Linked DNA regions of Mus musculus: region 2 is linked to region 1. Evidence: chromatin loops called from intact Hi-C (ENCODE). Cell type or tissue: heart. All regions are shown on one strand. Links, peaks and the distances in the headings refer to the core of each region. The heading gives the core; the rest is flanking DNA.

Region 1 (8,357 bases), core at 36-8,035:
GTTGTAATATATGAATTCAAATTATAGCTCAGAGTTGCCCTGCCTAAGGCTGAACTGAGCCTGTGTGAAGGGCCCTAGCATAGAACACGAGACTCAGTCTATGCAGGCTGGGGACTGGGGCACCTTGCCATGAAATCACAAAACTTCTACTCAGCGGCTAGGGAAGCGGTTCTGGTGGTAAATTGTTTGCTATACAAATATGAGGACCTGAGTTCCTATTTCCAGAACTCATATAAAAACTGTGCACCTGTAATTCCAAATATTGGGGATGCAGAGTCAGAAAGAGCCATGGCTGGCTGGCAAGTCTAGCTGAATTGATGAGTTCAGTGAGAGACTTTGTTGGCAAAAATCAGATATAGGACAGGAAACATGGCTCCACAGTTAGGAGCACTTGTTGCTTTCCCAGAGGACCTGAGTTTGGTTCCTAGCATCCATGTCAGGTGGCTCACAACTGTCTATAACTCCAGTTTCAGAGGATCTGACACGTCTGGCCTCTGCAGGCATCTGCACTCACAGACAAACATAGACAGGCAAACATACATGCAAACATACACTCATACACAGCTAGAAATAATAGGAAAAAATCTTTAAAAAATAAAATATAGATACATTGTATTCACATATGAAATCACCAAAGAATAGATTCAATAGGTGCTAGCCCCCCACCTCTACCTCCCACACCCCACACAGACCTTCAAAACTGCAGAACTGCTCTTTTCAAGTTTAAATGAAGTACTAGGCATAGTCAGAAGGCAAGTTCTGGTCGTGGGCACCTGAGAGGCCCATGCATTCCAAACAAGTTCTAGAGTGTGTGGAAGGCATAGGCACCAGGACCATGCACAGGAAAAAAGCATAGAGCTTGAAAGGAACTGATATTTACCTATGGAGGCCCACAAAGCTGCCGGGAAAGGCAGACCAGACCACTCTGCTTCATGGAGTTGAACGGTAATTCATTCATTGTTTAAAACAGCTGCTAATCACAAACCATGGGAGTTTTCTCTGTCCTTCGCAAGACTTCCTCCACTGCAAGAGCCAACACTTTCACTTGCTAACCAAAGGAAGTTATTTTTTCCAAATTCTCTGAGATGGGAGGAAAAAGAAGTGAGCTGAGCAATCTCAAGAAGAAAGACCTTCAGCTAATAGTGGCGGTCTGATAGAAAGCAGCCATAACTTACATGTCTAGGAAGCCAGGAAGGGATTAGGGACAATCATTTCCCTTCCAACATGGTTACAGACTGCCACATTAGAAAAACATATAATTCACTCCTTTTTGAGGGACACCAGCCAGCAGCTCTTCTGTGTGGCATGTTCAGATGGGCCCTGTGGGATTCCTAAGTGTACTCTGGAGTTGTTCCACGATTGAGAAGAGGCCATTTGTCTGCTGCACCAAAGAGGGGCTGCTCCTCCCACAACAGACCTATTCCATGAGCTCCACTCCCTGTTCTCCACAACTGATTTTTCCTTCCACTGAGCAATGACCAAAGCTAGGCCCATTTCCCCAGGCTCAACTAGAAAGGGACCAAGGACAGGGAGAGGAGAGGGCTGGAACCCACCAGTTCTCAAGTGTGAACCTGTCAAGACTGGATTCTGTACTAAGGCTGGTGCCTGGTAAGCTCCTGGAACTACAGCCCCAGTGGATTGTCCCATCGAGTTTGGGAAATGGAAACAAATCAATCACTGGGTGCCATTTATATCCAAAAAATCAAGAAGAACACAGAGGGCCATGTACCTAGAGAAGGCACATCCATTCTCCTTCAACATGGACTCAGGTAATTCTTGCCATTTCCTACCAGCACACTCTCACACATCTTCGTGATGTGCCCTGGAAATAAATGGTACATCTAGCTTATATCTTCAAATAGTCCACAATTCTGTAAAAGGCATGATACAAATGTGCTGCAATGTGTTTGTCAACACACAAAAAGTCATGTGGGATGAGGAATGTCCAATTGAAGAAATGCTTCTATCAGATTGGCATATAGGCAAGTCCAAAGGGGCTTCTTGATTGTTGATTGGTTTGTGAGTGGCCAGCCTGCTGTGGGTGGTGTCACATCTGGGAAAGTGATTCTGGAAAGCGTGAGAAAGATAACTGGACATAAGCCATGGAATCAAGCAGAGTCCCTGTTAGTTCTTGCCTCTGCCCCTGCTTGAATCCTTTACCTGATTTTCCTCCATGATGAACTATGACCTGTAAGTTTCCTCCAGAGTTGCTCTTGGTCAGTGCTTTGTGACAACAACAGAAACCAAACAACCAAACTAGGACACAGATTTCTAGGAAATAAATACTCTGTGAGGAGGATTGCCGAGGGAGGACATGAATCTTAGCCTTGCCCATTATAGTTTCATGGTTTTATAGTCTCAACGTTCCCAGGAATGTCTCAAATATGGGACAAGTCTAATTTTTAAAAAAATTAACCATAGATATTGTTTGTAGGCAGCCTTCTGTTTTATACATGTGTATAAAATTAACTGTACAAAACTAGAACAAGAGACTTGTGCATTATAAATGGATGTTCATCCTTGGCAGCTCTGCACTGTTGGGCATATTGTACACTGGCAGCATCTGGTTATGGATTTAGCAGGGACTGAAACTCACCTGTGTATCTTGGTACAGAGTTATATTTACATAGAGGAGGGGGAAAAAGAACCCCTTTTCTAATTTGCACAAGACACCCTTCCACTGGTAGTAGTCCTGAATCTAAGAGATCAACTATTTCATATCCAGGGATAGAGATATAGCTCAGCTGAGAGAGTGTTTGGATAGCATGAATGAAGACTTAGGTTTGATCCCAACACTGCATAAATCAGAGATAGTAGAGCTTGCCACCTTAACTATCAGTACTTGGAAGGTAGAGATAGGATGATTGCAGGTTCAAGGTCATCTTCAGCTACCGAAGCTAGACTGAGATCACCCTTGGCTACATGAGCAACCTAAGATCTTTTTTTATTTTTGAGATTTTATTTATTTTATGCATATGAGTACACTGTAGCTGTCTTCAGACACACCAGAAGAGGGCGTTGAATCCTATTACAGATGGTTGTGAGCTACCATGTGGTTGCTGGGAATTGAGCTCAGAACCTCTGTAAGAGCAGTCAATGCTCTTAACCACTGAGCCATCTCTACAGCACAAGAGCCTATCTTTTTAAGAAGTGTTTTACAACTATTAAATTTTATAGACTGTTTTCTTTCATGTTTTCTTTTTTCCCTTTTCTTTTCTTTTCCTTTCTTTTCTTTTCTTTTCTTTTTTCTTTTTAACCATTAAGCCTCCAGTAGAACCATTTAGGACAAGGATCATCTATTTGAGCCCAAAGATTGGCAAATGAATTTCCTCCTGGAAGCAGGTATACTAAGCATGATATACTAAAGGTTTCTATTACTGTGATAAAATACTGTGACCAAAAGCAACTTAGAGAAAGAAGGGTTTATTTCAGTTTGTAGTCCACCATCCAGGGAAGTCAGGGCAGGAACCTGGAGACAGGAAGTGATGCAGAAACGAGGGTGGGGGGGATTGGAGAGGGGTTACTGCTTACTGGCTTGCTCACCATGCATGGCTTGCTCACCCTACTTTCTTATAGCACCCAGGACCAGCAGCCAATGAGTGTCACTGCCTACAGTGAGCTGGGCTCTCCCATATTAGTCTGCACGCAAGAAAATGCACCACAGCCCAGCTGAGGCATTTTCTCAATTGAGGTTCTTTCTTTCCAGAATGATTTCATGCATCAAGTTGACATAAAAGTAGCCAGCACACACGGAAATGTTGTTTGGCTTAGCTCTAATATTAGCACTTTCTCTTTCTCCCAGTTCCCACTTGTTTTTGATAAAGAAACATGGGGAAATTTCAATGACATTTTGAAGTAGGTGCACACATACTGCTGAACAGAGCTGTGCCTGCTGCTGGCAGGCAGCGCCACTTAGCGGTAGCTCAAGTTATAACTTCAGTAGCTGGCACATGACAGTCCAGGTTTGTGCTGGGAAGGCAGATTAGGTGCCTTTGCGCATAACATTAACAGAGAACAACTCTAACCCTCACGCAAACATAAGATGGTGTTACAGCATGCTGAGTGTCCCCTAAAGATCTGTATGGCAAGTGTTTGGGCCCCAGACTGTGGTACCATCAGTAGGTGGTAGAAACTTTATGAAATAAGACCCAATAGGAGGACTTTAGGATGTGTGCCTTGAAGGGGATAGGAAGTTACTATGGTGGTTGATAACACATATGTCAGATGTTCCATCTGGAACATGGCAGGTGCTCATAGCACAGAGAATAGGGTTTCAATGGTTTGTGGAGTGAAAAATTCCAAGTGAGATTTCCAGGGGCTCAACTTCCTGACTTTCAGATGGGGAGGGAGACAAGGTTCCAGTCAGGTTGCTGGCATGTAAGTACGTATCCTCTAGCCTTTCCCTGGCATCACAGCACACAAGTGGTTAGTTATAGACACTTTTTAAAGCCCCACAATCAGGTTGTCAGGCTTTTCACTCCCTCTGGGAGATGGAAGCACTAAGATGTCCTATGAAAGCTCTGTGCTGTTGGGGTTTGGGAGTAGGCAGGAATTATAATCTGTGCCTCTTCTCACCTACCATGGATCCCTGAAGTAATACTAGCACTGCCTGGGCCTGCTGACAGTCAGTGTCTTGACAGCATTGGTGATGCCAGCCCTGAGGCTGAGGACAGGTCCTGCTGCTCACAGCCTTGATGTATGACCAAGTCACTCTAAAAGGCTTAACGGTGCCTAGCCATGGCTCGGTCCAACAAGGCCAACAAGATTCTTACTTCAATTTCCATATCTGCTCCATTCATCACTCAACAGGCACTTGGCTTAGCTCCTGTTTGATTAGATGTTCCCAGAATCCTGTGTTCTTCTAGCGCCTCCTGGACTCCCAGCCCCACTGCAAATATGTCGACCCTGACAGTAGTCGTTTGAGTGACCTTGCTGAGACTATACCTGACATGCACTTGGCCCTCTCCCCATAGTCAGTTACCTGGTCTGACTATGACCTGACTCTCAACTTGAACTTGTTCCCTTTCTCTTCCTATAGTCCCTCAGAGTCTGGACATTGTGGTTCAATAGCTGGACAAAGTCTTGATCATCACTTACTAAGGTCAGAAAAGAGCTAAAGGGAGCAGAGAGGAGAAGAACCTTGTGTCCCCTAGGTAAAAATGCTGCTGTTACAGAATCAGAAGAGAGAGAGGAAAGGAGCTGGGGGGAGGATCAGATTCAGAACAAACACTAACGTGGCAAAAACAAAACAAAACAACAAAAAAACAAAAACAAAAAAAACCAAAAAACAAAAACAAAAAAAAACAAAAAAAAAAACCAGCATCTGTGGGCAAGATGAACCATAATTTGGTTTCTATTTCATATCATATTTGATAGCTCACAACTGTCTATAACTCCATCTTCCAGGGGGATACACCACCTCTGGCCTCTGTAGTCACACACATGCACATGTGCATAGCCACACAGAGACAGGCACATATACATATAATCAAAATATTTTAGATTTATTATTCTATGTATGTCCTGCCTGAATGTATGTATGTGCATGTTTGATGCCAATAGAGGTCAAAAGAGGGTGTTGGGTCCCTGGGAACTAGAGTTACAGATGGCTGTGAGTCACCATGTGGGTATTGGTAACTGAACTCTGAACATCTTCAAAAGAAGCACGCCCTGAACCATCTATCCAGTCCCTGAAATATATATATATATATATTAAAAAAAAACAGAGATCTTGTATAGATTTAACAGTCAAGCTCTGGGTAGTTGAAAAGTCTGACTACCAGATTCCAATAACCCCTAGTGACTTTGGGTACATTTCATTTCTCTAGAAATCATCTGGATTTCCTTATCTGAAAATCTTCCAGATTCAGGGAATCTCCCCACAAGCATCTCAGAAGTGACACAGAGGTCATTTCAAAGGTGAGGATTCAGTCTGGTCACCAGGAAGAAAAACACCTTTTCTAAGGCGCAGGGATGTTGAACCTCAGAACGTTACACATTCCTTCCAAAACAGTAGGCTGAGGGAAAAGCTATTTTCAGGCAGGACGTGACACATGGGCCAGTGCCCATGGAAGGTGAGGCAGACTGCTTAAACTGAAGTTAGAGGCTCAGCTTCTAGCTTTTCCTCTTCACTGGACTGGGTCACAGGCTAAACTGCGGGGTGGGATTCTGGAATGATCAGCTTGGTTCTGTGAATGGCTGTTTGCCATGGCAACAGGCATTGCAGAAATTCTGAGCCTGTTCTAATAGGAGCCTGCTCTAACAGACACCTGCTGCCCAGAGCTCTTTATCACGGGAGCAGGCTGCTTCTAGGATGCCTTCCTGGATCTTGGACTGGAGAAAAGCCCCCATGCTCTCTCCTCAGAGTCCACTTTTCCTCCAGAGTGCTTTCTTTTCTTCTGTCTTAGGTAAGCACACAGTGGATGTGGAAAAGCAAACTGGGCACACAATTTGTTCATAGCAACCTCGCAGGTTCCCCGGCCTTGGCTTCCACCAGTAGAAGGCAGCAAGCTGGAAAATGCTCTTTCCCCGCCCCAACCCCCTTGCTGAGCCTCCAAGCATTGCTGCTTCCCCTAGGAGGTTCACCCGGTCAATGCATCCTTATGTCCAATGCTCCAGCAGCTACAGTGGGTTGACAAGAATTGACAGGCTTTCCAGAGAGCAGTGGAGGCCGCGCCAGGTCTCCCCCTGGCGGCAGCCAGGATCCACCCAGGTTCTAGAACTTCTACCAGTACCTCTCTCCTCTCTTCCATGTTGCTGATAGGGACTACTACCACCAAACACCACGAGGCTCCCCAAATGTCACCTTCTCGAAGTGGCTATGATTCTCCACGCAAAGAATAAAAATAGTCCCAGCTGTCAGCCTGTTCTGGAGAGGATCTCCACTAAAGGGAACTCCCGACTCAGTGTTCCTTCCTGATAGCTCAAACTGTATTATGATCCTGCCCCCCTCTCACCCCAAGTTGGAACTTCCCCATTTTTAGTTGACTTGGCCTTTATAGTAAAATGCCATCAATGGGATGGAGAGAGGGAGGTGGCTATTAAGAACGGAAGAATATTTCCTGTAGTATGGAAGCTTACAGAGTTCAACCAAGCTCCTGGAGTGTTCCTTCTGATGAGGGACTTCTTGCCTGGTATTGACACTGCACCTACCGGTCCAGGGTCTCTCTTGGCTTCCTTTATGTAGGTGTTAAGGCTCTGTACCTATGACCAAATTACCTCTTCTTTCCTTGGGATGAGGATTTCAACACAGGAATTGAGGGGGGTGAGAGATACATTTATGTTCAGAGCTCACTGCATGCTCACAATTCAGTGTAGTGCTGTTCTTTTTCCTTTCCTCCTACACTCCTGCCACCACTGTTCAAATTAAGGCTGGATCCACCAAGCCAGGGGAAGCAAGAGGCAATAGAAAGGAAAAGAAGGCTGTCCATCGGCAACTAAGATTCAGAAACTTCAACATAATTGATAAAAACCCAAATGTCTTATAAAGACAGAGCTTGACTTCCTAGAGACAAGAAGGCTCAACAGGTAAAAGCATGTACCACCAAGCCTGACTTTGGCCCCTAGGACTCACATGGTAGAAGGAGAAAACAAACTCCTGCAAGTTGTCCTCTGAGCTCTACAGGCATGCTGTGGCGTGCACATACAAACAAATACAAGAACAACAAGAAATGATACTCAAGGCCAGAATATTTGGACATTGAGTTTGATTCCATCAGCACTCCTCTCTTATCTCTAAGTCTAAACAATATACCTCATTAAATCTCCTTATAGAACTACTGAGATGGCTCAGATAGTAAAGTAACTGCCTTGTAAATACCGAGTCTGATCCCCAAAATCATGCTTAAAAAAATGAAAAAAAAATTACAGGCATGGTGCATGCTTACAATTCTGGCCTTGGGGAAGCAGAGACAGGCAGATCCTTGGCCAGTCATCCTAGCCTACATGGCAAGGGTCAGGACAGTGAGAGGCCCTGTCTCAGAAACCAACATGGGGACTGAAAAAATGTTTCAGCAGTCAAAGAACTTACTGCTCTATCAGAAGATGGGAGTCCAGATCCCAGAACCCACTGTTTGGCTCACAAATGCCAACTTTAGTTCTAAGAGATGCAATAATTCCCTTTGACCTTCATGGGTACCTCTACACACATGTGCACATACACAGACATACATAAAACATGGACAATGCCTGAAAACAACACCCCAAGATATTCTCTGACTTCCACATACAGCACACATCAACACATGTACACCCAAACAGAAACAAGCTACACAATGCACACACACACACACATATTTACAAAAAAAAATTTATTGTAAGAGAAATAAGTAACCAGTTAGTATACTTTTACTTAATTT
Region 2 (8,357 bases), core at 230-8,229, 170 kb before region 1:
TGACACACAGGCAGGAGCTCTATTCTCTCCCTCTTCCATACCTTCATACCCATGGCTCAGCAATCTTTTTCAAAGGGAAATTAGTACAAAATCCTCACTGTCAACCAAAGCAGTCGAAATAGAAGCATAATGTTTCTCTAGAATATTCTGTCTAGAGATGGGAGCCTTTTTGTCCAATTCAGGGCTCTGTCCCCAGGACCAGGAATAGTGTCTGGCACTAGTTCATGTGTAGTTGTTTAAATAATTATTTCTGTATGATGATCCATGTCATTCCCTGTTGCATTTCATATAATGAAACAGCTGTCCAAGTGTGACACAGAGCGACTATAGCATCCCCAAGCAGAGTGGCCCATGGTGAATGGGATGGCAGCAGGCATGTTTCTACCTAACCCAGGAGAAAGGCCAGTCCCATCAGGGCTACTAGATCAGGTTCGTCACCGCCAAGAGAGACTGGAACAGAGCTTCTACTGACAGGTTTGGGCCTGCAGAGAAACCAAATGCAAAGTCACCCACAGTACCTCAGTCTTGTGGGTTCCCCAGGGCTCTGGAGAAGCTGGCTCTGCCAGGACAATTTGCTGTTCCATGTCCCATGTCCAATATACAGAAGATGATGCACCAGGAAGTACATCTGTTCCCAGGAGGGGACAAGATTCTATTTATTGCTGTTTGTCCTCAGATTTAATGCCTCACAGAGTTACGTGTGCACAAACAAACAAACAAACAAACAAACAAACAAAACCACTAATGGCAAAAAGGTTAGTTTCAAAGAAACACCATAACTTGATGGCAACACAGTAAGACATATATAATGAAGGCTGTATGCCAGAATGGGGAGAAGAGACCTCAGTGTAGAACTGGACTCAATTCCATGCACAACTTGGGTCAGCAGAGATGATAGTCAAAAAGCAATCTGGGTGGGGAAGAGGTAAGGACACCTAAGAGGTAGTAAGTTCTCAGGTTCTAACCTATTGTGGTTTTGGTGAAGGCAGGCAAATGTAAGCAGACATCCCTGGGGGGAACAGCAGTGGGAAGAATCTGACCCGAGACCAAGGATGAGTAGATCAGAGAGGGCTCTTGCTAGGCTGGTTCAGTTAAATTCTTGCAAGGAGATAGAAAGGTTTAGGAGACTATCTGATAATTTGGCCAAGCAAAGACTTTTTGGCATTGGCAAAGAAAAGTATTGATCCTAAAATCCAAGATAGGAAAATAGATTGTAGGCCTGCAGAGAGAAAGAAAAATTATATATAATTATATATAAAAATTATACACACATACACACACACACACACACATATATATATACATACATATATATGTTGTATTGAGAAAACGGAGATGTGCCAGATAGTAATTTTAGCACTGGGACTATGTTCATAGGAAGAAATAGAGTACATAGCAGGGAATCTAAAAGAAATCATTGTCTATTTACTCACCAGGTAAGTATACTATGCCTTCTTTGGGCTGGTCTTCTAAGATCAGGGAAGTAAAAATAGCTCTCTCCAAAATACCTATAGGATACTTGTTTTATATAGATAATAGTTGAGTGGACGAATAGACAATTGATAGATCATAGATATAAATGATAAGATAGATGGTAGATGGATGATAGATGACAGATAGATAGATAGATAGATAGATAGATAGATAGATAGATAGATAGATAGATAGATAGATGATAGAGAGATAGAGAGATAGAGAGATAGATGATAGAGATAGATGAGAGATATATTGAGAGATATATAAGGAGTTATAAATATAGATGTACATTTTATGTGTGTGTGCATGTGCATGAGTAAATGCACATGTGTTCATGTGCATGTAGAACACCATCCATCTTTTATTGGGACATGGTCCCTCATTGACCTAGAACTTACCAAGTAGGCTAGGTTGATTAGCCAATAAGACCCATGGAACCTTTCTGCTAATGTTTCTGCAATTCTAACTCCATCATCATGCTCAGCTTTTTAAAAACGGGTTCAAGGGATTAAAATCATGTCCTTGTGGTTATAAGATGTAGTGGTTTGAGTATGTTCAGCCTAGGAAGTGGCACTATTTGGAGGTGTAGCCTTGGAGTAGGTGTGTCACTGCTAGTGTGGGCTTTCAGACTCCCATCCTAGCTGCCTGGAAGCCAGTCTTCTAGCAGCCTTCAGATGAAAATGTAGAACTCTCAGCTCCTCCTGCACCATGATTGTCCGGATGCTGCTATGTTCTGGCCTTGATGATAATGGACTGAACTTCTGAACCTGTAAGCCCCAATTAAGTGTTGTCATCATAAGAGTTGCCTTTGTCATGGTGTCTGTTCACAGCAGTAAAACCCTACGAACAGAAATTGGTATCAGGGACTGGGGCATACTGTGATAGGTCTGACTATGCTTTTGTTTGGAAGGATGTGGATTTGGGATTTTGGATTTGAGAAGCAGTGGAATCATTTAAGTGGGGTTTAGTGGGCAATCCTAGTAGAAATATAAAAGACTTTGTTACTGAGAGCAATTTGAACTGTGCAGATCTGGCTCAAGAGGTTTCAGTAGAGAAGAATTTCAGTATGTAGCATAGAGACTGTTTTTGTGATATCTTAGTGAAGAATGTGGCTGCTTTTTACCATTGTCCAGAGTCTGCCTGAGGCTAAGGTGAAAAGATTTAGATTAATTACTTTGAAAAAGGAAGTCTCAAAAGAGCCTAGTATAAATTCTTTTGTGTGGTTACTAACGTTCATTCTTATGAAAAGCATTTTAATGAAAATGAGCAAACTGAGAAAGGGAAAATATAAAATATATAGTTCAAGTATTAAACAGGTACCAGGAAGTAGAATGGAGCTGGGTCCTATGTTCTAGGAATTAACAGATTAAGGAAGTAGGACTTTGGGGCAAGATCCCACCCAGATAATTTAGGTCCAGACATGGTGGTACACACCTTTAATCCCAGGAGACAATGACAAACAGATCTCTGAGTTCAAGGCCAGCCTGGGACAGAGCAAGTTTTAGGTGAAGAAAAGCTTAAATCCAGGAGTGGTGGTACAGACCTTTAATCCCAGGTGACAGAGCCATGAAGATCTCATAGTTCAAGGTCAATCTACAAAAACATTCCAGGACAGCCAAACTTAGGCAGTGAGGGAGTTGGAAAACAGACAGCTGGTAATAGAATAAGGGGAGGCATGTTCCAGACCCAGAAAGCAGCAGAACTTGGCAGCTTTAACCACATGGCTCTGGCTTTAAAGTCCAGAATAGAAAGGACTTCTGGGACAATTGATGATGGTTAGCTGGAACTAAGAAATTAGTGGTGGTTGAGAAGAGACCAGCATCACTGATGTGAAATCATCTGGGAAGTGTTTTCTGTGAGCACAAAGAAGCTGTGTTCCTGAAATAGCCAAGGTTGTACCTCGTGCTGCAGCTGGACTTGGTAATGTTCAAGAGTCACCCAGATGGTACTGGTTTTGAAGACATGAAGTAGTCATGAAGAGCAACTGAGGCTTGGCACTGTAAGAGGCTATGGCTAGTTATGGCCCCCATAAACACATGTGTTTGAACAAGCCTATGGGAGCCAGGAAGTAGAATGTAGTGGTTTGAATATGTTTGACCCAGGGAATGGCATTATTTGAAGGTGTGGCCATGGAGTAGGTGTGTCACTGCGGGTGTGGGCTTTAAGACCCTTATCCTAGCTGCCTGGAAACCAGTCTTCTAGCAGCCTTCAGACGAAGATGGCGAACTCTCAGCTTCTCCTGCATCATGCCTGCCTGGATGCTGCCATGTTCCTGCCTTGATGATAACAGACTAAATCTCTGAACCTGTAAGCCAGCCCCAATTAAATGTTGTCCTTATAAGAGTTTCCTTGGTCATGGTGTCTGTTCACAGCAGTAAAACCCTAAGACATAAGGCAAGCACTGATCCATCTCCCAAGCCCCCTCACTTGTCATATTCTGTAAATAAGTCCATTCCACTCTGATGTATTCACTGGGCTGAGGGCTCCTCATGATGGTGAGTGTGTCATTTCTGTGTCCACTACCCAAAGACCATTACTGTCCAGTGCTATCTACTGTCTCACTGACAACTCATCCTTGTAATGTCCCCACCGCTGAGAGGAATAAACGGTAACTCAAGCAGTGTGATAACTGAAAGATTCTTCTGCCTTTCCCCTGGAGGCAATTTCATCCTAGAAAAATACTTCTGTCTGTCACTTGATGGCGATCAAGGCTCACACAGTTTGGATACAACTGGAAGCTGATCCTGCTCAGATTCCTTCAAGTCTTGAGAAAGGTTTGGTTTTTGTTTTGTAATATCTGGAGGGGAAACAGCCCCTCGTCCCCCACCATCTCTATCTACTTTTTTCTTCAGTTCATATTCTTGCCTAGGTAAATGAACTACCAAATGGATCCTGAGAGCCACCAGGGCACTAGACTTAGTGAACTTGGAGATGACTGTGACTGTTGAGGTAAATAAGTCTATGAATCCCCAGGAGTCTGAGCCTGTCGTGTGCTCTTACTCCACCTGCAGGCCAACCTGAAAATTGCAGCATCACTGGCCTGGATCATCTAGATCTGAATCTGAAACTTTTCCACACTGGAATTATTGAGCTCAATAGTCCACTGACCCATCTCTCCATCCTTATGGTTTTTTAATAGTTGGTTAAAGGACCTGCCCCAAAGGCGTAAGGACAGAAGAGTAAGAAATGAGGAAGATCTGATCCCCAGAGTCCAATAAAGACCAGTGGACATGGCAGCTCACAACCATCAGGGTTGGGGGAGAACGTGGGGGTGGGGGACTATCTCAGTATGTAAGTGGAGAAAACCAAGGAAGATGTCAAACATCAACAACTGATTTACACATGCACCACAAAACTCATATGTACTCATGTACAACCACACATTTATAAATGCTCACACACCATACATACATACATACATACATACATACATACATACATACATACATACATACAGTTTTTAAAATACCTGTATATCTGAGCTGGAGTAAACAGCCTATCCTTGAAGACAGAATAAAGCAAAGGAGAGTGAGAGAGAAAATGTTAAATCCACTTCATCTACTAGACTCTCCCCCAAAGAAAGCTAATGGGTCCTAATTTCTTTCAAAAAAAAAATAACTGGAGACAAGTCTTTGCTGGCTTGGCATGATTGTATAAGCCAAAGGGTCAACTTCTTGAACTCGAGTCTGCAAGTCTTGAGCCTCAGAGAATCCAACATCTGAGACCTGGGTCTGAAGAGTAGGCAGTCAGTCAGCTCTGCACTCTAGCACTGAGAAGAAGATAATGATAGCCACCATTCCCTGAGTGTATGGCAGGACCTGACTCAAGTGTTTTATGTGTATCATTCTATTTAATCTGAGCAATGGCCCTGTGCAGCAGGTATGTCCCTCAGCCCATGGAAAGGTAACTACACGGTTTTGAAAAAAAGCTAAGACTGGTCTGGGAATATAGTTCAGTAGGTGTATAGCTCAGTGCTTGCCCAGCAAGAGCAAGATAAGAGAAAGCTGGAGGGCTAAAGTAAAATCCAGGTAGAGTACTTTCCTAGTGTGCATAAGGCCCTGAATTCAATGCACAGTAACAGCAGGGATGTTTATGAACTTCCTACTCAAGGCAGGACCTGAAGTCATGCTGCTAAACTTGACTGATCAGCTGCTGCCTCCAGGTGTCTCCATCCTCTAGCCAAGACTAGCCCTAACCATGGTGGCAGATGAGCTGCATCTGTGGTTCTGTGAGTTTCCTGCAGAAAGTAGAAGCCACTGGCATGCTTTGGCATCAGGTTCACGTTCAGATCCCAGATATTGGCAATTGGCATCTGGGTACTTAACCTCTTAAATACTAGTTTCTCTTTTAAGTGGGATTTTTGTAATGCCCTCTTTATACAACTGTGGTAAAGATGCCAAGAGATGATACATGTGTTTGTGTGCGTGCATGTGAACATGTATACTTGTATGCAAGCATATTGAGGCTAGAGATCAATGTCTTGTGTCTTTATCTTTTGTTCTTATTTTTTGATACAAGTGTCTTGCTAAACTTAGCACTCATTGAACTGGGGTATCTGGCCAGCAAGCCCAAGGATCCTTTTGTCTCCTCTTCTCCAGCTCAGGGGCTACAGACACACGACACTGCATCCACCTTTATAGGTGGGTGCTGGAGATCTGAACTCTGGTTTTCATGCTTGCTCTACAAATCTCTTATCCACTGAGCCTCTTTCTTCTCTCTCTGTCTCTCTCTCTCAGTCTCTCTCTGTGTCTGTCTCTCTGTCTCTCTGTCTCTGTCTCTCTCTTTCCCTCTCTCACATACACGGTGTGTCTAGGAGGGAAGGAGGAAGGGAGGGAGAGAGGGAGGGAGAGATAGAGAGGCAGATGGAGAAACTAACAACAAATCCCAAGAGGCTCTGGGACCATAGGAATGAAACCCAGCAGTGGAAAGACAAAGGTTCTAAAAATGAGTAGTGCTCAGCCTAGGATCACTAGGGCCCATAAATTCTCATGCCTAGGCCCCATTTTCAGACCAATTAAACCAGTATCCTTGAAAGTGAAAGCCAAACATTGGCTCACTCCAAAAGAAACCCAAGGGACTAATATTCAGCCAGAATGAGCCACTCCTGGGCATGTGAGTGTTTGGTCTGGCAGAGAGCAAGGGATGGCCCCTCACCAGCTTTCTCCCCCGTTTCTCTAGAAGCAAAAATCAAAGCTCAGGCCTCACTCTGACAGTTGAAATCTCCACAAGGTTTGGACAGGTCTGTTTGCAACCTTGGTGTTGCAATTAGCAGCTTCTTCTGGCTTTGGTAATGTGGTGACAGACAGACGAAATGCATACGCCACAAGATTAAATAACAAGGAGATGTTATGCCAACAAAATTAACTTGTCCAGCCCTGTTCCTTAGCAACTGCGCTATTACTGTAGGTTTCCTTCCGAGGCCTCTGGTCCTTCACACCACTCCCTTTCATTAAGATGTGAGCTGGTTATTTATAACTTTAATGAAAAGGAAAGAAAGGGAAGGGATGTGGGAAAAGAAACTGGTAACTGTCCTTCAGATTACACCAGTCCAATCTGCCCCCAGACAAACAGAATCAAGACCACAACTTTTAAATCAGGGTGTTGACTTTCCTGCATACTTAACTCCTCCAGGCCCCTCCTTGGGCTTCATAGGGCAAGGCTACCTTTGATAGAAAGAGTGACTTTGCCAATTCAATCTGAGGCTGCCTGGGAAACCATTGTTCAGGAGTCAGGACTGAACTCTGAAGTACAGAACATGCTGTTCTCTAGGGAAAATCATTTTTAATGCAGCAGACACAGCCACAGATAAAGTAATTAAGGTGCTTGTGGGACCATCCCTTCTTACACTGTCAAGTGGAAATGCTAAAGAGGGTGCTCTTTATGTACAGGTTTTGGCATACAGGGAAATAGCAGAGGCTGAAGGTCACCGACACATCACACCTGGCTAATTCAGGGTCCCTGGCCCTGGATAGCAGTAATCCCTGAAACCTAAGGAGTAGACAGAGATTTGGCTTCCTGTGGTCTTCTGATGGGATCCAGCTACACTCTAGACCTTGCCTGATCATATTTGTTATTGATGGGATTTTGGGCTTTGATAGTTTTTAAAGCCTCTTAAGAAATAATATTTGGGAGAGCCATCTTGGTTCCCGAATCCCACCGAGACTAGTCTGTGCAGGTGAGAGTGTGGACTACAGAAGCTAACAGCTTCTGGGACAGGCTGAAGACACAGAGCTTCTGAGGCAGACCCCGTTTCGGGCTCCAGACATCTAGGCACCTTCCCTGCCAGAGGAGAGGTGTCCGCCCCTCCCGGAAGGGCTTTGCCAGAGCACCTGGAGGAGCCATCTTGGTTCCCAGATCCCTCTGAGACTAGTCTGTGCAGGTGAGAGTGTGGACTACAGAAGCTAACAGCTTCTGGTACAGGCCCTGTTTCTTCGGCCTTCATCTTCTGCCAGGAGGCAGGTCCGAAAGCCAGATATCTGTGCACCTTCCCTGCAAGAGGAGAGCCTGCCTGCAGAGAGTGCTCTGACCACTGAAACTCAGAGGAGAGAGCTAGTCTCCGAGATCTGCTGATAGACGGTAACAGAATCACCAGAGGAACAATCTCTAACCACAGACAACTTTAACAACTAACTCCAGAGATTACCAGATGGCAAAAGGCAAACGTAAGAATCTTACTAACAGAAACCAAGACCACTCACCATAATCAGAACCCAGCACTCCCACCTCAGCCAGTCCTGGGCACCCCAGCACACCCGAAAAGCTAGACCCAGATTTAAAAGCATATCTCATGATGATATCAAGAAGGTAGAGGATATCAAGAAGGACTTTAATAACTCACTTAAAGAAATACAAGAGAACACTGCTAAAGAGTTACAAGTCCT

The links. A loop is a pair of places that touch in the nucleus more often than their neighbours do. Peaks named below come from ENCODE experiments on the same cell type or tissue, not always from the same donor. Only the 100,000 strongest peaks of a DNase experiment are listed, where the experiment ranks them.
Region 2: it touches region 1 in a loop (8-fold over the local background); 8 of 42 quality-filtered maps call a loop at or near these places.

What each region holds. Positions count from the first base shown.
Region 1 is chr19:60,605,065-60,613,421 of GRCm38, forward strand. It overlaps Gm46652 (a long non-coding RNA gene), which reads left to right and starts at 6,166. Exons shown (of 2, transcript XR_003952898.1): 1 at 6,166-6,407. In heart, for the core only: CTCF peaks have their summits at 3,919 and 6,693 (motif pointing left); no DNase peak of the experiment used is centred there; H3K27me3 peaks cover 241 bases.
Region 2 is chr19:60,433,558-60,441,914 of GRCm38, forward strand. No RefSeq gene overlaps it. Among named protein-coding and RNA genes, the nearest start is that of Prlhr, 31 kb to the right of the region's middle. In heart, for the core only: CTCF peaks have their summits at 4,190 and 4,463 (motif pointing left); no DNase peak of the experiment used is centred there.